2 separate regions of the Homo sapiens genome follow, and region 2 is linked to region 1. Evidence: chromatin contacts called from ENCODE Hi-C data. All regions are on one chromosome and are shown on one strand. Each heading gives the region's core, a stretch centred on a gene start or an enhancer-like site at or near the end of the contact. The rest is flanking DNA. Distances are from core to core; before and after follow the strand shown. Region 1 overlaps LOC124901473 (a long non-coding RNA gene). Region 2 overlaps WDR27 (WD repeat domain 27).

Region 1 (6,345 bases), core at 2,705-5,204:
AGATTACAGGAGGATAAAAAAGAGGACGTGTAGGAAGTGGAGGAAAATGCCCTGAAGAGAAAAGACTCTGAGCTTACTCGGAGACCGTAGTTTGCAGTGAGGCAATCTTTGGGTTCTGAAAGCATTTTGGAACCTTAAGATACCAGTTGAGAAATGTGTTCTATTTAGATTGTATATTTTATATAAAGCCACAATCTTTTACTTTAATTCTAAGAAAAATAAATTGTTTGAATGATCCTCATACTGTTTGAACATGCTGGAGTCCCAGGACGGAGGTACTATCTTGGCAAGTATTTAAACTTTGACAGTCCATATTGTAAGCAAATTTATATAGGTGATTTAGTTTAATATCAAATGCACAAAAACTGAAATAAAATCCAAGTGGGCAAATGAACCTAAAGATAAAGTACATACTCATCAGGAAGGATGGCAAGCCACCTTTAACAGGGAAAAAAATCCCTCATAAACAGGAGGCTTATAATCAGGAGGGGAAAAGACACATCTTAAATCCCAAAGAAAACCAAATAATCAATATAAAAATGGGAGCTCCATCCAAGAAAGACTCACATAGGAGAAAGGTGACCTGGGAAAGCAGAGGGCTAAAGAGCCCTAAGTGTGGGGGCTGCGTGTTGTAGTTTCAGCAGCTGTTGATGTGTCAAGTGAGTGCTTTGGATCCCACTTCTGACACCAAGAATGTCAAAGTCAAATGAAAATTTAGAGAGACCCCTCTAAATAAAATGTTTTATTTGGAAAATCAGAATTGCAATTTAGGACACACATACAGACTGGGGCAGTCTTTGATATATCCAATGCACAAAGAGAAGTTTGAGGGTTTTATTAGAAAGATAAATATATTATCTTGAAAAACAAATTATTGGCGCTAGTGAGGCTTTGGGAGCTGGCAAGCCCTAACTGGTGAGTGACAGTTGCAGGTAACACTGGCCTTAGAGCCATGGCAGTTCACTTGGGCAGCTACCAGGTAAAACTGATCTTAGGTGACAGCAAGTCATTCAGCAGACAGAATCCCTGGGCAAGCAGTGTGTGCCCTGAGTGCTCCCACCCCCGGTCTCTTGACTATAGTTTATATGGGCAGGACAAGATAACTCTGATTCATATCATCCATTTCTTCATAGTAGGCACTTGAGAGGGGCCGCCTATGTATGATGCCATGGTTAAAGAAACTCCAGTCAACTTCCTCCCCACCGGGAAAAACTGTTCCAGCTAATCATGGGGTTCACAATTCTAACAAGAAAAGATTCATTTACGTTTCTTTGAATGACTTTCAGCTTACAAGGTTCTTTATAATTACTATTACAGATGAGGACAGCTCTGTGCCAGAGAATGAGCTGGGATCTGCCCTGACAAGTGGAGCCTCGTTTGAAAGTGTCGGTAAAGTTTCTTCCAAGTTATGATGTTCCTGTTTTCCTTCTTCATCCTTGTGGAAGCTACAGCTTTCCATTTGAACTTCCCTCGTCCTCATTCAGGACATATAATGAGGCCTACTAGGTTTCCGGCACTTGGGGCTGGAGATGTAGGAGGGACAAAACAGCCACAGAAGCCACTTGTGCAGAGCTTGCATCTTTCCTGTTGTTCAGCCCAACATGCTGGATTCATTTCTGACTCCTTCCTTTCTTTCACACCACACATCTGATTCTCTACCAGACCGTCTGGTCCTGTGTCAAAGCATACCCCTAGCCTAGCTGCAAGCTCCTACTACACTGTGGGGCCTGTTCAAAGGCTGCCTGGCCTTCCCTTGCCCTGTAGCAGGTAGGCGGGTGCTCACCAAGCTCTCCCTTCTTTCTTCAGGTAACAGGCTCTGTGTCTGAACCAAAGTTTCCCTTGCAACCTGGTGTGGCTGCATGATGGAGTTTGGGCCGTGACATATGGTGGGTTTGACGTGTGCCACTCTTAGGGCCAACTTCTAAAGCCTCCAAGACACAGCCCCATGCCCTGTGCCCTTCTGCAGCTCAGAGCAGATGAGCCCAGTGACCTTGAGGCCCTTGAAGATGGTGGAACCAGGAGACATGAGGGGCCTTGGCCTGGAAACACAACTCGAAGGGAAATCACTCATCTGGAAAACGTGTTTGGACCCATACCACACCGTGGCAAATACCTGGTAAAACTGTCATCTGAAATTGCTTGGAAATAGGACACTACCACCTAAACCCACAGCTCGTAGGCCAGGGCACCTCAACTGTAGTCCCCAGACCAGCAGCATCGGTGTTACCTGGAAAATTAAAAATGCAAAGTTTTGGGCCCACTTCAGACCCCAGGTCAGAAATTGTGGGTTGCAGAAATCTGTGTTTTAATAACCCTTCAGATGACTGTGGTGCCCGACAAAGTTGAAATGCCTGCTCCCATGTGTGCTGGGTTTAGTTTGTGCTTTAGCAAAGCGGGATAAGAAAGAAAGGAGGCCAGGATGGAATTCGCTGGTTTCCAACTAGAAGTGACAGAAAATAGAAAGAGTCCAGTAATGTGAGGTCTTGAAGTGTTGGGAGAATTCATTCATCACTTCTAGATTCCAGACAATCAGAAATAAAATTTTAAAAGTCTTTCAATGACAAACTAAGACTTCTCAGTTGGGAAAAAAAAAAAAAAAGGACTCAGTCTTGTTGCAGACATGAGATGAAGAGTGTGGTCTTTTCACAAATGCCTGTGCAAGGGAGTCAAGGACAGAAGCCATCCGGTGGGCTCCTTGGCACGGGGGCGGCTGAAGCAAACCAACCAGGAGCCCACGCAGCTGTCAAGGGCTTGTGTCAGCAAGTAAAGCCTAGACTGCTTGTGACTGTGAAGTGTAAAAGTGCCCCTGGGTCCTCAGGCCTGTGGACAGGACAAAGCCAAAGCCGCCCAGCGCCGTGTGATGCGGCCACAGAGAACACGAGCCTCGGGAGAGAGGAGCCTGGGGCTGGAAAACAAGGGTGAAGGACGCTCCCCTCTGGCTGCAGGAGAGGGGCTGCTGAGGGCAAGATCCATCATTTCTTGGGACCAATGATGCTGCTTCCTACTCTCTGCTTTCTGCCTGGGAGTTTTGTCTGGGACGCCTGTGTCTGCCCCACTCACTGTGTGGTGCAAGCTCCATTTCCAGTGAGGACAACCGTGGCTGCCGAGAGCACCTTACAAGCCAGGCATCCTCCTCTGAGCTCAAGGCAGCCTTGAGAAGTGGGACGAAGACTTCCTTCACGGGAAGAGGAGCGGCTCAGAGAAAGGAAGAGGCTAGTCCAGAACCACCACGTGGACATCTTCTGTGAAGGCAAGGGCTCACCCTCACCCTGACGCCAGCCACCTGCCCCTCTTAATAGGAGGGCGGGCCCTCCCCGCACAGCAGGCACTTCACTGCAGGCTCTGCTGCCTTTGGGAAATGTGCCTCCCTTGTAGAGCTCTGTGGTGCAGATTCGGCTATCAAAGGAGTAGAACCCCCCCCTCCCCCCCGCCACCGTCCCACCCCCACAGAGCAGCTAAGAAAGCTGTTTGATTTAACCCGTGGTTTCCCAAATACTTTAGACCACTAATTAATTTTGTTTTCTGAAACATTCGTTAATATGTTCACAGAAAATTGTGGCATTCACTTTGGAAAATATATCTGTTTAAGAACAGATAATGAATACATAACAAATTTAGAACTGTGTTAAGATTCCATAACTAAAACCACTCTAAACTTTCTGAAATGGCTGAAAACGTTTCCCTAACTTTTCTGAAAGTACTTGCTGGGCTTCTTGGAGACTGAATCATCCCTTTTGAGCCCACTTAGGGGAAAGTTCAAAAGACCTCAGAGAAGACAAAAAGCAGGGCAAGAGAGACGGCCCAGTCTTCTAGCTCTCCACTGGAGAAAATGCATGTGGGAAAGGCTGGGGGTTTCCATCCTCAATATTTAGTAAAAGATAAAGTAAAAATTACAACTGCCTTCTGAATGGCTCCCCTCCCCTGACTTCATGGGAGTGATGACTCAGCCCTCTGTTTTGTAACTGCGGAGATTGAAAGTGGAGACGGGACCTTTGGCATTTCAGAAAATGTCGACGCCGCTTTCTTCTGCTTTCTCCGGGACCCCTCTGGGGCCTCGCCTCCTCCCCTCCCGCTGAAAGCCTGCTGTGAAAGGAGCAAGGATGTGAAAAAGATGTACGACTCTTTGCTTCCTTATGCTCGGCCCAAGTTTATCAAAAGCTGTGGAGTTTGCTAAAATAATCCAGGGAATTCGCCTGGAAATGGTTTTTTTTTTTTTTTTTGGTTGTTGTTTGTCTTCACTTGTTCCAAAGAAGCAAAATAAGACAGGGGCTGCCCCTTGTCCTGTCTCATTCATTTTTGACACCCTTGTTTCTCCACACAGGCCCTGGGGTGAAGGGCACAGGTGGGATTCAGAATAGAAATGACTCGAGGGACGCAAGGAGTTGGGATCAGAAGAAGCAGCAGAAACTCCTGCTCTGCAGACACAGCAGACATTACTGGGAAAGACACCAGAGACCCAGGAGTTCACCCAAGTCCTCTGCACACTGTCTTCCCAGCCCTCTCTCCTGGATCTGAGATGATTTCACTTAAAAACACAAGCCTTTGCTTAAAGGTAGATGAACATTCCTTTCAGTTTCTAAGATGGGGGGCCCACGGTCCTAGGCGCTGAGTCAGAAACTTTTTAGATGTCCCCAGAGTGCACAGGTTTAAGGACAGAGGGAGATTCTCAGTCTTCCTGGGTCCTCCCTGTCTCTCAGCCCAGTCATCACACTCTAAATCCCAGGGACTTGACTCTGCCTTCCAATAGTTCTCAGATCCACCTACTTTGCTCCCTTCTTTCAGAGCGCAGGTAGCCACTTGCTCTCCCAGAGAGTGCTGCAGCGGTGATGATCGGTTTCCCCCCTCCCCACCTGCTCAGTCCTGCAAAGCCTGGACTCTGCTCCAAGGCCTTTGGGACCCAACACCTGCTTTCCAGCCTCAGGGCCTCAGGCCTGAGACCACAGGGGCTCTTCCCGGCGGCTGTACCTCCTGCCATTCACCTGCTGATTTCTTCCTCATCTGTTTATTCCTCTGATCCAACAAGGTCAGGATGGTATGCAACCGCCACCCCCCCCCCACTGCCCCCACCACCACAGCACTGCCACGACCCTTGTCTGGGACGGATGATGTGGGGCTGCACTTCCTCTGTCGGCCCCCTGCCCTCGTCAGGAGGCCCAGCATGTAGCAGGCAAGCAGCAGGCAGCAGGCAGGTGCTGAGTGGGTGTGGAAGGTGTGGCCCCTCACACCTCTGTGTCCTATGCTCAGCGCTGTGCTTGGGCATGGCGAGGCCTCAGCAGATACTGTGCAGCACAGTGACACCAATGGAACCCAGTAAAAAGACAGTTTCCAATTTTCCTCGCTGCTGGGGCCCACCCAGATCCTGGAGCAGAGCATGGCCTGCAGGAAGCACAGGCTGGTGGACTGTGGCTGTGTCACGGCGAGCTTCCAGTGGCTCTCGCAGAACTCAATTGGCACGGTAAAGGGACAAATGAAGTTTCCAGCTTTTTTCTTTTAATAGCTCAGATATCAATTTTATAGCTCTGATGGACATAATTTATAAAATAAGTCTATATCTTACTGTAAATTTGAGACGGTTAACCTTTAATAAAGTTAATAAGGGGCTTGTCAAAACTCCTGAGCTGAACTTTGCTTGCTCGTTACATAATAACAACGAAGTGATTTTAACCTAAACTGCAGCTATTTTGGCCATTTAAAGGTGAGGAAAGAGAGGGGATGGGCAGGAAAAGTAGTTTTTCCATCGTCCTGGAAGAACTGCCAGGTGAAGGTGATGGGGAGGCTGGCGTTTTAATTCCTCTAATGGCTCAGATCAGCTGCACCTGGGTGTGTGTCCCTTGCTCATCAGCGCACGCTGGCGGGCCTGCGGAGGCACGAGGTGTCTTTAAGCCGAGAGCAGGAAGCAAAGTTTCTGGAAAAACTGAGGGGCGCAGGGAGCACGGACTGGGTCTTCAGGAGCAGTGTGGCTGAGCTGTGGAAATGGACACATCCACTGTCCCAGATATTATGAAAATGAACCCCTCACTCTGAGCTCTTTCGAGAGGAATCCTCAAGTATGGAGCCCAAAGAAAAAGGGCTGTGTCCATGCCTGGGCTGGGCTCTGCAAGAATGCACAACAAATCACCACCCCAGACAAACACTTCCAGGCACCTCCCGACATACTCCTAAACACTTCCCCAGGCACTCCGGGCGCCTCCCCACACGCTGCCAGGCGCCTCCCCACACGCTGCCAGGCGCCTCCCCACACGCTGCCAGGCGCCTCCCCACAGACTCCCAGGCGCCTCCCCCCACGCTCCCAGGCGCCTCCCCACACGCTCCCAGGCGCCTCCCCACACGCTCCCAGGCGCCTCC
Region 2 (5,727 bases), core at 2,201-4,700, 230 kb before region 1:
CTTCCTTCCATCCTTCTGTCCTTCATGTCTCTGCCTCTCGTGCGTGTTCCATGTCCGCTGTGGTGGGGAACTTGCTGGGTGCTTCGCCTCCTGAATTGGCCATCACTCATGGGATTCAGCAACGTGCCCAAGACTGACCGCTGTTCCTCTGGTGCCTGTTGCAGTGGGGGTGCAGAGTGGACCTTCAGCAATTACTGATTGTGAGAACATTTTTTTCCCCTTTTTTCTCTGCTGAGGAATTTGAAAGCAGATCCCGAGCGTGTGATTGTACTCCTGCACACTTGAGTGTGCATTTCTGGAACATGTATGTTTTTACCTAGCCACCATGACGTTATATCAAAACCAGTCATTTTTTGGAACCTTGTATTAGCAAGGCCATAATAAATTATTCTTGATTGCCTTGACAATATTTCCTATTGGTTTGTTCTGAGCAGCAGCCAAACAAATCCACATGTTGCATCTTTCAAATATGTATAAATTAACTTTCACTTTAAGATGGTAAACGTCATTATGTTCCCTTTCTTTCAAGGCTCACTGATAATTCTTTTTTCCCTTCAGTGACCAGTCTAACCCTTTAATTGGTCTTGTGAAACCTACTGGACCTCATTTGAAAAACGGAGGCATTTCCGCAGCCGCCTTTCACCTTCTGCCTGGTAGCTGCCTGACTGCTGGGCCTCACCTCCCAGAAGGGCCATCTCCCCGGCCAGCGACCTGGCGACCCCACCCTTGGGCCTCTCCCCGGGCCGGGCTCGGCTAGGCTGGGCTAGGGTTCCTGCGTCAGTCCGTCCTCAGACATGGGCTGTGTCCTTCATGCTCCCACGCAGCCCTTGAGCTTGACTTCGGGGACTTCTGGCCTCTCCCTTCCCTACCAGACTTTTTGAAATCAGGCCTCGAACACCTTCTGTGCCATTCCTGGGTCTCACTGACTGTGTGGTTCTGACCCGCCTTGCAGATCGGGGAGAGCTTTCAGGTGGAAGGCGGGGACTCAGAGCTGAGCCTGGGGCTGGAGCTGTTTGCTTGTTCGTCCTGCCATGGCGGTCCCTGCTGCTGGGGGTTTCCAGCAGGTCCCCCATTCCTCCGCCCTGTTTCCATGAAAGACCCACTGTCGGTGTGAACTGCCCGTCTCCTGCCGGTTTATGCTCTGCTGCCGTCCCATCACCATGGGGACAGTTCTGAGAAATTGTGAGAATGAAGGCCGGGGGGAGGCGGCCAGGCTCAGCCAGCATTGCAGCCTCTGGGCCAAGCTGACTCCTCGGCTGGGAGTGGCCTCTGACCTCCTTCCTCCTCATTAAGTCATGGAACTTCTGCCTTGTAAGGAGGTGCTAATTATTCACCATTGAAAAGGCATCTTAAATTGCAAAAGACACTATAGCAGAGAAGACAACAGCAAGTGGGTGTGAAGATGGCTGAGAAGAGAATGCCCCTGGGCTGCTGCGGCCTAATGCGGAGCTGGGAGCTGTCGGAGCTGGGAGCTGTCGCCTCCTCCTGGGCCATCCCAGCCTCCTCCTCCTGGGCCCTCCTGGGCCTTCTTGGCTCCTTCCTCCTGGGCCCTCCAGGCCTCCTCACGTGATCCCTCCCGGCCTCCTCGTTCTCAGCCCCCCGAACCTCTTCGTCTTCCTGGACCCCACAAGCCGCCTCACATGCTTTCCCCCCACCCCGCCTGGTCTCTCTTGGCCCTGTCAGTCTCACCTCCTACCATTCATCCTTAACAATTGACAGCAGCAGAAGTCAGATAAACCTCCAGGTGGACACAGGCAGGTCCCCAGGGAAACCCAACCTCCAAACCAAAGACAGCTTCACGTCTGAAAGCCAAACCACATGTCTCGGATGAATCCACAGACGGGATTGAGAACCTCTTTTCCTGTTTGGCATGCTTTCCTCTGATTGGCCCCCACCCTTCACCTATTTTACATATTCCCACTCCTCCCTAATTGGTTTTTGACACTGCTGTGCCCATCTTTGAGTTGTACCTTTTTTTTTTAACCTTTTTTGCATAGTCACAAACCAATCAACATGCACTCCCCCATTCTGAGTCCATAAAAGCCCCAAACTCAGCCACACTGGGGGACCACCTGACTGAGGGTAGGGGGCTGCCCTCTCCGGGTCCCCTCTCTGCTGAGAGCTGTCACTCAATAAAACTCTCCAGCTGGGTGCAGTGGCTCACGCCTGTAATCGCAGCACTTTGGGAGGCCGAGGCAGGCGGATCACGAGGTCAGGAGATTGAGACCATCATGGCTAACACGCTGAAACCCCGTCTCTACTAAAAATACAAGAAAAATTAGCTGGGCGTGGTTGGCGGGCGCCTGTAGTCCCAGCTACTCAGGAGGCTGAGGCAGGAGAATCGCTTGAACCCAGGAGGTGGAGGTTGCAGTGAGCTGAGATCGTGCCATTGCACTCTAGCCTGGGCAACAGGGCGAGACTCCGTCTCAAAAAATAAAAACAAAAAAAACTCTGCCCTGCTCACCCTTCAGTTGTCAGGCCAGGCAGGGGCATCGCCAGCCTCGGGGGTCTCCAGCTGGCAAAGAGGCACCGAGAAGTCTTTCATCACAATGAATCTTCTCATATGTCTAATCTGGGGGCTGTTTATATGTAGAGTAATATTCTTTCTTAAGTGCGTTCTTTTCTGATTTGTCTTTTTCACTTCGTGTCTGTGAGATTTGCTTCAGTTGCTATACAGCGTTCTGTTGTCTGGATATACTGCGGTTTATGTACCCACGATTTATTCAGTATTAACAGACGTTTGGCTTGTCCCAGGCTGCTGTTGTGAGCAGTCTTTGCAGCACCCTGCTGTACCCTGGAGCCGGGAGGGCTGCCCTGATCTTCTGTGCGGGCAGCTGCTGGGCTCGGGGTTCCCCACATGGCAGGTCGATGGCAGACGATGGCAAGGGTCTTCCCAGGTGGCTGGCCAGAGGTTACTCCAGCAGCACACGCCGCCTCTCCTGCCCGGAGCTCTTGCCATGGCTGCATGTCGCTGGACGCTGGAATTTCTGCTTACCCAGTGTGAGACAAGAATAGCACTGGGTGGTCACAGGAGGACGGAAAACCCAGGCAACAGCGAAGACAGGAACGTGGCAAAGTAACCACAGGGCGGCAGAAAACCCAAAGCGAGGGAGAGAGAAGGCGAACCCACCAGCGTGATGTGTCCTCTGTTCTCCCGGGAAAACCCGAGTAAGAGACAACGAGGCTGTGTTGGGGGTTACCTAAAAATCCCCTCCTTTCCCAGAATACCTGATGATGATCCCGCACTGTCACTAAAGAAACACCCGCAAAAGAACACAAACTCCTCTGTGCGCGCTTCCTTCTGAACGGGGCTCCTCCTCCTGAGCGAGCCGCCTCCTTCTGAGCGCCCCTCCTCCTCCTGAGCGCGCCTCCGTCTCCTGAACGCGCCTCCTTCTGCTGTGCGCGCCGCCTAACCCTGTGCGCGCCTCCTCCTGTGCGCGCCTCCTTCTCCTGTGCGCGCCTCCTCCTCAGCTCGCCTGGCTTCTCACTTAGGCGTGTGCTTTCGCTTTGCAGCAAAAGCTGCTGCTTTTCGCATCTAAATTCTTGCTCTGAAGGTGCCAAGAACCTGGAAACCGGCTGGGAGTGGGGTCTCACCAGCCTTTGGAGACCCTCCTGAGCCGTCTGGCAACCAGTGACGATACAGAGGTGTCTTATGATTTCGTTTGCGTTTTCCTGGTTAAACATGAGGTGGTTATTGCTTGTGTTTAATCAGATACGCTTTACTGTCATAAGCCTAATTTGCATTTATTATCTCTTCGCTATTATTTTGTACAGGATCTTTTGGATTCATGTTCTTGCGTGATTGATTTCTCAGGAACTTTCTGAGTTTGGTTTTGGTGTGCCAGCTCCACAGAATGAGCTAGGGAGAGCTTTCTCTGTTTCTATACCTGAATGCTTGGTGTAATATTTTAAATTAGGTATATGATTGATTTTGAGTATAAAACCAGCCTTGTATGTCAGGGATAAATCCCATGATGTATACTCTTTTTGTTGTGTTGTTGAATTTGGTTTGCTAATATTTTATTGAGGAGTTTTGCATCAATTTTCATTAGAGAAGTGGGCCTTTAGTTTTTTGTTTGTTTCTGTTTTGTTTGTTTTTGTATTTGTTTTTTGGAACTGAATGAAGTGCACTGTGTTCTCTCAAAGGAGATTTGCGTTGCTTTCTAGGGGTTTGGGTGCACAAATCCACAGCTTCCGGCCTTTTAAGCCACTTGTCAAGGTCACTCTGACTGCAGGGCCAGCAGCCTGGGACCAGTACAGACCATCACGGCACAGGCTTCCTGGGCTAGTCGGAGAAGGTGAAGCTCGCATAGTGGCCAGGGACTTGGCCTTTCTGCCCTCACCTCCCTGAGGCCACACAAATCCTCAGCCTGTGTGGCTGGAGGTGCCGCCATCCACAGCTCACCTCAGTTTCAATATCTTGTCCTCATTTTCTTTTCCCTTTTTACAAAATGAAGCACATATTTCTTCTGGCTTTTGTGGCGTTTCTCTGTGGGAGAGGCCATCTGAATACCTAACCAGTGTGTTACCCAGATAATGAAAGTTAGCATTCACTTTTTAAATAGCAGTACCCTCAAAAAATTGAAAAAGTCCTATGTAGTAATGATGCTAATGAAGAATTGAAAGTGTTTATTAGGTAAATAATATGGTCTTGCACATTGTTTATGTGGTAAAGACTGATTTTTGTAGTCTTGTAAAAGACATTTTCTGTTCATTTACTTTTTTCATTATAAGATATGTATAAAATAAAACTTGCCATTTTAACCATTTTTAGGTGTATGGTTCAGTGGGATTCCATACCCTCACATTGTTGTGCAATGTAAAAAAGCCTTTTTGAACCATTTGCTTAATTAATAACAAAGGAATTTATATGTATATATACATTTCTAGTAAAAAATTTTTGGAAACCTTGACTAACCAATATTAATTAAAATGGCTAATAGTTGGAATCATACTAGACTGTTCAGATGGTTTTCCAAGGTTCTGACTGTTTCCATGGAAAGAAACTCCCCTGTGAGAGTGGGCTCCATGCTGAGTGGCGAGCAGTGCCTCCTGCGTGTCCAACCCACGGGGTCCGCTCGTCTTGTCTGCCGCCATGGACGGCTGCGCATTTGGGAAGTGAGATCTGTGCACACAACCTGTCGTGAAGGAGACACGAGTCTCCTGATTTCACCTTTAAAACTTAACATGTTTGTTTCTTTAGCTTTTCTTCTTACATACGCTTCATTTAGATCACTCCTTAAAAGTGGAATTTTTAAACTTTTTGTCAACAAGGGTCATCTCGTTTCAGACTAGCATATGTGATGTACTGTGGTTCGCAACTAACGATAGCATTTAGAGTTTAGAACAAAACCTTCAGTAAGAACAATTATATAAATAGTTTTAATACAGAGATAACTTTTCTGTAGCAAGAAAGTGATTAAATTTTAACATGTTGATGTTTTGGGTGTAGTTTAGAAAATATTCCCATGGAAAATTAATGGATATGTTTCATTTACAGTAATGCTATAATCCCCAAATTTGCCTCCCTCTACTTACAACACTTACCCTTGTGGTAAGTTCACGTGATGTCAGAGTTTTTGTCAACTGGTAGTGCTATGCAAAATGTAAAATAGGCTAGGCCGGGCATAGTGGCTCACGCCTGTAATCCCAGCATTTTGGGAGGCTGCGGCAGGTGGATCACGAGGTCAGGCGTTCAAGACCATCCTGACCAACATGGTGAAACCC

The links. Hi-C counts contacts between places; a loop is a spot of excess contacts on that map. Pooled maps may share reads with other maps.
Region 2: a map of endothelial cell of umbilical vein shows a loop between it and region 1 (3-fold over the local background). The contact joins two enhancer-like sites. A Hi-C loop is called at or near these places in 3 of 168 maps with a recorded cell type or tissue (CD8-positive, alpha-beta T cell, endothelial cell of umbilical vein and psoas muscle), 1 of 37 single-sample maps with no recorded cell type and 5 of 50 pooled maps.

Annotation. Positions count from the first base shown.
Region 1 is chr6:169,425,685-169,432,029 of GRCh38, reverse strand. LOC124901473 (a long non-coding RNA gene) reads right to left here. Exons shown (of 2, transcript XR_007059894.1): 2 at 4,172-5,857. It also overlaps a transcript of WDR27 not described here. Among named protein-coding and RNA genes, the nearest start is that of LINC02519, 40 kb to the right of the region's middle. RefSeq lists an enhancer at 2,356-2,923. Within about 2 kb of position 3,954, at least 9 of the 41 ENCODE cell types and tissues checked have a DNase peak (open chromatin) inside an H3K27ac peak, as active enhancers do.
Region 2 is chr6:169,652,439-169,658,165 of GRCh38, reverse strand. The region is part of intron 13 of WDR27 (WD repeat domain 27); the gene reads left to right. Among named protein-coding and RNA genes, the nearest start is that of WDR27, 47 kb to the left of the region's middle. RefSeq lists enhancers at 896-1,065, 442-1,237, 1,238-2,033, 3,239-3,288. Within about 2 kb of position 3,450, at least 25 of the 41 ENCODE cell types and tissues checked have a DNase peak (open chromatin) inside an H3K27ac peak, as active enhancers do.